2 separate regions of the Homo sapiens genome follow, and region 1 is linked to region 2. A link is an interaction called in ENCODE POLR2A ChIA-PET data of the cell type or tissue named here. Cell type or tissue: GM12878. All regions are shown on one strand. Links, peaks and the distances in the headings refer to the core of each region. The heading gives the core; the rest is flanking DNA.

What was found. Peaks named below come from ENCODE experiments on the same cell type or tissue, not always from the same donor. Only the 100,000 strongest peaks of a DNase experiment are listed, where the experiment ranks them.
Region 1: POLR2A ChIA-PET joins it to region 2 with 5 read pairs; 3 of 35 experiments call an interaction of 5 or more read pairs at or near these places.

The regions. Positions count from the first base shown.
Region 1 is chr14:63,735,334-63,739,731 of GRCh38, reverse strand. It overlaps the pseudogene EIF2S2P1 and the pseudogene RNU7-116P. Among named protein-coding and RNA genes, the nearest start is that of SGPP1, 9.5 kb to the right of the region's middle. In GM12878, for the core only: no CTCF peak of the experiment used is centred there; a DNase peak (open chromatin) is centred at 1,931; H3K4me3 peaks cover 728 bases; H3K27ac peaks cover 1,226 bases.
Region 2 is chr14:63,408,905-63,413,302 of GRCh38, reverse strand. All of the region lies in intron 5 of PPP2R5E (protein phosphatase 2 regulatory subunit B'epsilon), which reads left to right. Among named protein-coding and RNA genes, the nearest start is that of GPHB5, 92 kb to the right of the region's middle. In GM12878, for the core only: no CTCF peak of the experiment used is centred there; no DNase peak of the experiment used is centred there.

The sequences.
Region 1 (4,398 bases), core at 275-4,274, 330 kb before region 2:
ATTATTCTTCCTATTTTGCAGTGAAGAGTTATATAATACCTCTGAGACTGTACATGATTTATTTGCCTAAGATCATAGAGGAATGGGGTGCAGTGGCATGCTCTCAGCTCACTGCAACCTCTGTCTCCTGGGTTCAAGTGATTCTCCTGCCTCAGCCTCAGTAGCTGGGATTACAGGTGTGAGCCACCATGTCTGGCTACAAACCTAGCTTTTCTGATTCAAGATAGTGTTTGTATATAGTACATACCAGTGTACTATATACACTTGTAGTATAACCCATCAGTGTCTGTTTTGCTCCCAGCACTATGTTAGTAAAAACTTTTTAAAAATTAGAACATCAGGTCGGGCCCTTGCCTCTGAGACATAGCAGTATTGGCCGGGCACCATGGCTCACACCTGTAATCCCAGTACTTTGGGAGGCTAAGGCCAGTGGATCACCTGAGACAGGAGTTTGAGACCAGCCTAGGCAACATGGTGAAACCCTGTCTCTACCAAAAAACACAAAAAATCAGCTAGGAATGGTGGCAGGTGCCTGTGGTCTCAGCTATTTGGGAGGGTGAGGTGGGAGGATCCCTTGAACCTGGGAGGTGGAGGTTGCAATGGACCGAGATAGCACCACTGCACTCCAGCCTGGGTGACAGAGTGAGAGAGACCCCGTCACACACACACACACACACACACACACACACACACACACACACACACAGAGCAGTATAGTTTTTTGACAACACTGTACACTGACAATCAGATCTGGCTTCTGGTTCTAATTCTGCCTCTAACCACTTGTGTGATTACATTTTATTAGAAAATAACAGAAACTCAGCCGGGCACTGTGGCTCACGCCTGTAATCCCAGCACTTTGGGAGGCCAAGGTGGGCCGATCACCCGAGGTCGGGAGTTCGAGACTAGTCTGACCAACATGGAGAAACCCCGTCTCTACTAAAAATACAAAATTAGCTGGGCATGGTGGCACATGCCTGTAATCCCAGCTACTCCGGAGGCTGAGGCAGGAGAATTGCTTGAGCCCTGGAGGCAGAGGTTGTGGTGAGCCGAGATCACGCCTTTGTACTCCAGTCTGGGTGACAGACTGAGACTCCATCTCAAAAAAAAAAAAAAGAAAATAACAGAAACTCAACTCAAACAAATCTAAATTGAGAGGGGGATTTATTGGCTCATGAAATCCAAGGAAGGATTGAACAAGCAGGTGTCAAAAATGGCAGGGCTGCTGGCACGGCAGCTCACGCCTGTAATCCCAGCACTTTGGGAGGCCGAGGCGGGCGGATCACCTGAGGTCAGGAGTTCAAGACCAGCCTGGCCAACATGGAGAAACCCCATCTCTACTAAAAACACAAAAATTAGCCAGGCGAGGTGTTGGGCACCTGTAATCCCAGCTACTGGGGAGGCTGAGGCAGGAGAATCACTTGAACCCATGAGATGGAGGTTGCAGTGAGCCGAGATCACAACACTGCACTCCAGCCTGGGCAACAGAGTCAGACTCCATCTCAAAAAGGCACGGCTAGCCTGGGCATGGTGGCTCACGTCTGTCATTCCAGCACCTGAGGAGGCTGAGGTGGGAAGGCTGTAATTCCAGCACTTGCCCAGGAGTTTGAGACCAGCTTGGGCAATATGATGAAACCCTGTCTCCATGAAAAATACAAAACTTAGCTGGGTATGATGGTGTGTGCCTAATGGGAGGATCCATTGAGCCTGGAAGGTTGATGCTACAGTGAGCCATGATCAAGCCACTGCACCCCAGCCTGGGTGACAGAGTGAGACCTTGTCTCAAAAACAAAACAAAACAAAACAAAACAAAAAACAAACAAACAAAAGGCAGGGCTGCAGAGGTGAAACAAGGGGCCCAAACCTTGTTAGGAGTCTTTCCAAGTCTTGTTTCTGTTGTTTTCGGTATGGCAGTTTCACTTTCTCTCATCACTAACCAGCTTTCTCTAAAGGTAGGACATATGTCTGCTGTGTTTCTAAGTTTAGATTTAAAAGGTTTAACCATTGGAGAGAAACCACCTCAATCTCTCACTGTCTGAAAGTACAAAAATCTCAGGGAACCCACTCCCTGGCCCAGCAGAGGGTGGGAACCCAATCTGTGGTTACCAGAGGAATGCATTCCAGAGAGTTCTAGCAAGATCATCACAGGTGCCAATTTTCTTCAGTATTATATGAAAAATATAAATCTTAAATACGGGGGATGATAAAGTTAGGTAGGATAGAAAGCCATTATTCCAGGTAGAGGAAAGGCGCCTTGAGTTAGTGATGTTGTTAGTCTATGAATGAAAAGACAAGTCTGACTGGAGGACAAGGCTGGGTCCTTGTTCCCATAGGAAATAAGCATGAATTGCTAGGGTAGGAAGTGATTATGATGGACCAAAAAGCTAAACATAGAATTTGTTCTACTTGAAGCAGCCATTATAGGTTTCTTGTACAGATTCAACTATGACTTCTGAAATCTCACTTTATAACAAAGAAATCTTGAATCACTTCCTAGAATACTCCTTCCTTTTCTTAATTGAACTTAGGTTAGGGTAGCAGTAGGAATGAAGAATGGGTGAGAGAATTCAGAGAAGGAAAGCTAAAAACACAACACCCAATCTAATCTGGAACCTAGAAGAAGGATAGCACTCTCAAAGACTATTTGACACAAGCATCTTGAAAGCAGGAGCTATGTCTTATTAACATTGCATCTCCAAGAACGTAGCACAGTCAGCAAATACCACATAATAAACTGAGTGACTCTCATAAAATGAGGAAATTAAGAAGATGGCCTCTAAGCCCCTTCCAGCTCCACAAATCTTTGAGTCTATTTCTCATCTTGATCTTAAAAGTCATGAAAGTCCTCAAATATCTACACACAAAAATGATAGGTTGTTAAAAAGGTTAAGATGGGTCGTGTTTGGTGGCTCACGCCTGTAATCCCACCACTTTGGGAGGCAGAGGCTGGTGGATGGCTTGAGCTCAGGAGTTGGAGACCAGCCTGGGTAACATGGTGAAACGCTGTCTCTATAAAAATAAATAAATAAATAAATACACAAATAAAACAAAAAATATGCAAAAGGGCTGCAAATTCTAGTATACTTATGAAAATAGGTATTCAAAAATATATTAAACACATTTTATAAATGATTTTCACCAAGGACTAAAGTGTATTAAAAGTTTACATTCTTCAGGAAATTTAATTAACTAGAATATTCCATTCTCTTTTTTGCAGGGTGGCCAGGGGAGCTTTCTGGTAAGCACCGTAAAGTCTGATGGGCAAATTCTAAAAGAGTTGTAGCACTTAGAATATTCCATTCTGATTGAGAATTTACACTAGTATATTCATTACTATAAACATCAAAATATTAGGGGCAAGTCAACACTTACCAAGATGTCTAAATGGTGAATGTGCAGATGGGATTGGAGATTTCAAGACCTGAGAACTTAAAAAAAAAATATTTCGAACCAGTACGACATCTATATTTCCAATCATTGTTGGGGGGAAAAAGGCATCAATCAGATTTTTTTCACTGTTATAATAACTTTAATTTATCTTGCATTTTACAGAAGTCTATGAACAATTTTAAAAAAGCACCTCCTTATCCCATAGCACGTTTCTCTGATAGTTGTTAAAGTAGGCAAGGAGTATGTCAACAGCTTCAGCATCAGCGTCTTGCAAGGATTTCAGACCAACCAACCACTCTCCAAACAACTTGGCAGCTTTTTTATCTTGTTTTTAATACAATGGTATATCCACTCTAATGGCAAACCTGTCCAGCCACATCTCCACAACATGCTTTGCAAAGTCAGTGATTAGCAAATTAGTTAGCTTTGGCACGGAGCTGTGCTCGCTTGCCAGTGACAACCTGGAAGCGGGTTTTGATACTGGCAACAGAACATCTAGAATGACAAGTTTTGCACTGTAGGAAATAGAGTCGTGTGTCCTTCTGTAGGATTGTGTCTGGTGATTGACATGTGTGACAAGTGACATATTCCTTGATATATCTTCTCAAGACATTTTCTCTATTTCTGTTGGAATCTTTTTTTGATTACAAGTTGATTATTACCATCTATAGAACCACTTGTACCCAATTCAGCCAACGAAAATGCAAGATGTTTGGGCTGACGATGTAATAGTTAATAGGTATCTGTAAAGTTGACAAAAGAAGTTTTCTGCTGAGCATGGTGGCTCACGTCTGTAATCCCAGCACTTTGGGAGGCCGAGGCGGGCAGATCACGAGGTCAGGAGATCAAGACCATCCTGGCTAACACGATGAAACCCCGTCTCTGCTAAAAATACAAAAAATTAGCCGGGGGTAGTGGCGGGTGCCTGTAGTCCCAGCTACTCGGGAGGCTGAGGCAGGAGAATGGTGTGAACCCGGGAGGCGGAGCTTGCAGTGAGCCGAGATCGCG
Region 2 (4,398 bases), core at 243-4,242:
TGTATTTAGTTGACATGGAATCAGTAAATCCTATGGTCTTACTATGAAGCCAGTGCTTTTCTTACACAAAAACATCCAGGGCTCAGCCCAGTGTGCTGTCCATGGTAGACAGTACTGAAGATAATGAAACTTATAATACGAAAACATCAGAGAAACCCAGATTTGGAAAGGACATTTTGGGTTATGTATTCTAGTTCTTTAGCAAATTAGTCTCCTTTGAGACCCTTTTTCAGTGAAGAAAAGCCATATACACAGGTAGCTTGTTCCATTTTTGTTAGGAAGTTCTTTTTTTATGTTGAACCTCTCTATGCCTTGTACCCTTTGTCTTTATTCTCCCCAGAATAATTTCTTAGTATATCTGTAGCCCAGACATAACCTTTCAGGTCTTAGAACACAGCTTTTGTGTTCACCCTTTGACTCTTTTTCTCTATAACAGTGGTTGCAATTCAAATGCTCATAGCCTCATACATAGTAAGTCTGAAAGCCAGGGGTCAGACAATAGGATGTAGACTGGTTCCTATTAAATGGGGCTTTGGCTACCCCTCTTCATTCAGTTATCCCCAGACTTTTCTCCTCGCCAATCCCCAAGATAAATAGAAATCCAGATTCTTCTGTGAAGTTTTCTGGTATTACTAAAATCTTGTACAGAATGAACTAGCCCATTTGCCTTCTGGATCTAGCCTACCAGCTGTCAGTATGCATTTTCTCCTCTAGACCGAGTTCTTCGTTCTGTCAACCTTCTCTCATTTGTTAGTTTTGAAGCCTTCAGTATCCTGGTTGTGTCCATTTGTCCTCTAATATGACATCTATATTTGAACAGAATGCCCTGAGCCTGGTCAGCCCAGTGCGGCTTAGAGTTGGCTTTTTCATTCCCTTGTCGTGACTTTAGGTTTCTTAAAGGAAAAGTCTCATGAGCATTTCTTGCTGTAGCATGACATTGCCAACTTATGTTAAGCTTCTGGTTATAGCTGGCTTCTAATTGAGCTTTCTGCATATTGCTGCATGTTTCTCTTCTTTTCCCTTTTTTAAACAAACAGGGTCTTGCTATGTTGCCCAGATTGGGCTCAAGTGATCCATCTCAGTCTTCCAAGTAGCTGAAACTACAGGTGTGCACCACCATGCCTGGCTTATTGTTGGTTGTTACACAGTTGGCTTTTTTATCTAAGTGTAGTACTTGGCATATGTTCCTGTGGAATCATTTATCCCTTATTCATATCTACCTTATTCACTGTGTCTTCCATCTTTATGACATCTGTAACCTAAATATGCTATCGGCCTCATCTAAGTCATTGATTAAAATTGTTTAACTAGGATAAAACACTACCTATTGGGTACAGTGCACACTATTATATATGGGTACGCTAAAAGCCCAGACTTCACTGCCATGCTTCTAGTAGTCTATTTTGTGTTGCTGTAAAGGAATTCTTGTGGCTGGGTAATTTATGAAGAAAAGAGGTGTATTTGGTTCATTGTTCTTCGGACTGTACACGAAGCATGGCACTAGCATCTGCTTCTGGTGAGGGCCTCAGGAAGCTTATAATCATGGTGGAAAGCAAAAGGGGAGCATGTGTGTCACGTGGTGAGAGAGGAGCAAGACAGAGGGGGCAGAGGTGTCAGGCTTTTTTTTTTTTTTTTTTTTTTTTTAAACAACCACATCTCACGGTAGCTAATAGAGTGAGAACTCACTCATTACTTCAAGGACAGCACCAAGCCATTCATGAGGGACCCACCTCCATACCTCCATGATCCAGATACCTCTCACTAGGCCCCACCTCCAACACTGGGGATCACATTTCAACACGAGATTTGGAGGGAACAAAAACCAAACTATATCAATGCAATATATCCATGTAACACAACTGCACTTGTACTCCCAAAACTATAAAAATAAAAATAATTTTAAAAAAAAGAAAAAGTTGTTAAACTAGCCAGGGTTGAGATAGGAGCCTTTAGAAATTCCCTATATTACACAGCTTCATCATTAATCAGTAATCTTTGAGTTTTATCCTTGATCCAGAAATTTACTAGTATATTATCATCCTTCCTGCATTTCTTAATTTTGGTTGTATGGAGAACATAGAGACTATTAGATGCTATGGTAAAAGCCAGGACTCTGTGTTTATAGCATTACTGTCATCTATAGGCCTTGTAACTTTATCATAAAAAGGAATGCCATTTATCTGCCATGTGGTATTAGTGAACGTCTAGAGCTAGTGCTGTTTACTGATGATCCTGCCCTAAGTGCTTGCAAACCATGGGTTTGTTCATCTGTCCTAAAATTTTGCCAGAGACAAGAAATAAAGTGTCAGTGGTGAAGTTCATTTATATACTTTATGTTTTCAGCCCCTTCCTCATTTTTCCAATTGTTGCCTTCTTTACTTTCCATCTGCTGGATCTGTTATAAATTTGACCTTCACACCAGGGCTCACCCCAGTTCCTGAATGAATTGTGAAAGTGGCAAGCAGGGGTATTGGCAGAATCAGCACCACCATTGAGAGCTTGAATGAAATCATCTGACTAATCAGTGCATTAACTGCCATGTTGGGAATAAGCCCTGGGCACCTGTTAGCTCCCATTTTCCAGAATACCCTGCTCATTCATGTTGGTAATCTGTAAGTTGGCCTCCTGTCCTTTTCCTTACCCTTTAGTCTGCTGATGACTTACCTTCGCTCCCGGTGCCTTCTAAGAGGGGGCCTTAATTTCTTAACTGGTTCTCCTGAGATCCCTTCCTGGCCAGTTTGGTTCTGCTGGGGAGTGGGTGGGCCTTTGGGGCTTGAGGGATTGATGCTGATATTTTACCCCATTATCCCCCGTCTCACTCATTCCTCCTCCTCTTTCCCACTGTGACTTAACTGTCCTTGAATTGACAGGTCCTTCTAACCTCTGCACTCGGTAGTCAGGTCTTTTTCACACCCCCGCTTGTCCTTGCATTTTTCTGAACTCCATCGTCTCCCATGGTGCCACCTGTTCCTAGTGTGTTTCTCTTATGACATGGAAACCTACATCCTTTTCCTTTTGACAAATCAGGATGACGTTTACCCTGTTTCTTTTCTTTGGGCAGATTTCTATTTTCTGTGGGTTTTCAGTGGTCTCAAAAAAGAATCTTGGTAATCTCAGCTTAAAATTTCTTTCTTCAGTTAGACAGAATTTATTGTATCCATGAGATTTCAACTTATTTTCTGTAGCAGCTGAATATGTTCTTTGCAGTCAGTCTTCTGACTGTCATTCCTCTGTCAGTGAATACAAAAGCAAAATAGGAATTGAGCTATTTTACTATGACGTAGTGGAAAGTTAGGAAGCTTTGGGTTTGAATCTTGACTTCCCTATATATTGTAAGTATATTTTAGGAGCTGAGAATGTGAACTTTGGGGTCAGAAGAAACTGCATACAAACTCTGGCTTCTCTGCCTACTTGCAGTATGACTTTCAGCAAGTTTGTATACCTGTTGTCCAAGCCTGAATTTCCTGATTCATGACATGGGATAACAGGATAAATGAGATACTGTTAAGTAAAACAGGAGACACGTCAAAATCGACAGTTGTCAAATCTGCTTAGTTCACTTGGCAGTGTGGATACAAAGACAGGATCCCTGCCTTCAATCTTAAACAGGTGACTGAAAACCTTGGGCAGATTATTGACCACTCGGAGCCTCAGTGTCGTTTTTTATAAAATGACATTAAGATCACCTATCACAACAAGTCACAGCAAGTAGGCTTGTTATGAGATAAAATGAGATGACTTGTAAAAATGTCTACTGGTATCACCTATGGGGCATAGTAGTTGCTCATTAAATATTAATTCATCTTTTCACAACCCCCTCATATGTTATCTGCCCGCATTGATAGAATGTATTATTTTTCTTGATTCCAATAATTTTAGTTTTATTTATTTATTTTGAGACAGAGTCTTGCTCTGTTGCCCAGGCTGGAGTGCAGAGGTGTAATTTCAGCTCACTGCAACCTCCACCTCCCGGGTTCAAGTGATTTTCATGCCTCAGCCACCTGAGTAGCTGGGATTACAGACGTGCACCACCAAACTCAGCTATTTTTTGTTTATTTGATTGTTTTTTTGAGACAGAGTCTTGCTCTGTCACCCAGGCTGGAGTGCAGTGGTACAGTCTCAGCTCACTGCAACCTCCGCCTCCTGGGTTCAAGCAATTCTCCTGCCTCGGCCTCCTGAGTAGCTGGGATTACAGGCACTCGCCACTACGGCTGGCTAATTTTTTGTATTTTTAGTAGTAACGGGGTTTCTCCATGTTGGTCAGGCTGGTCTTAAACTCCCAACCTCAGGTGATCCACCTGCCTCGGCCTCCCAAAGTGCTGGAATTACAGGCATGAGCCACCAAGCCCGGCCCTAATTTTTGTATTTTTGGTAGAGACGTGGTTTCACCATGTTGGC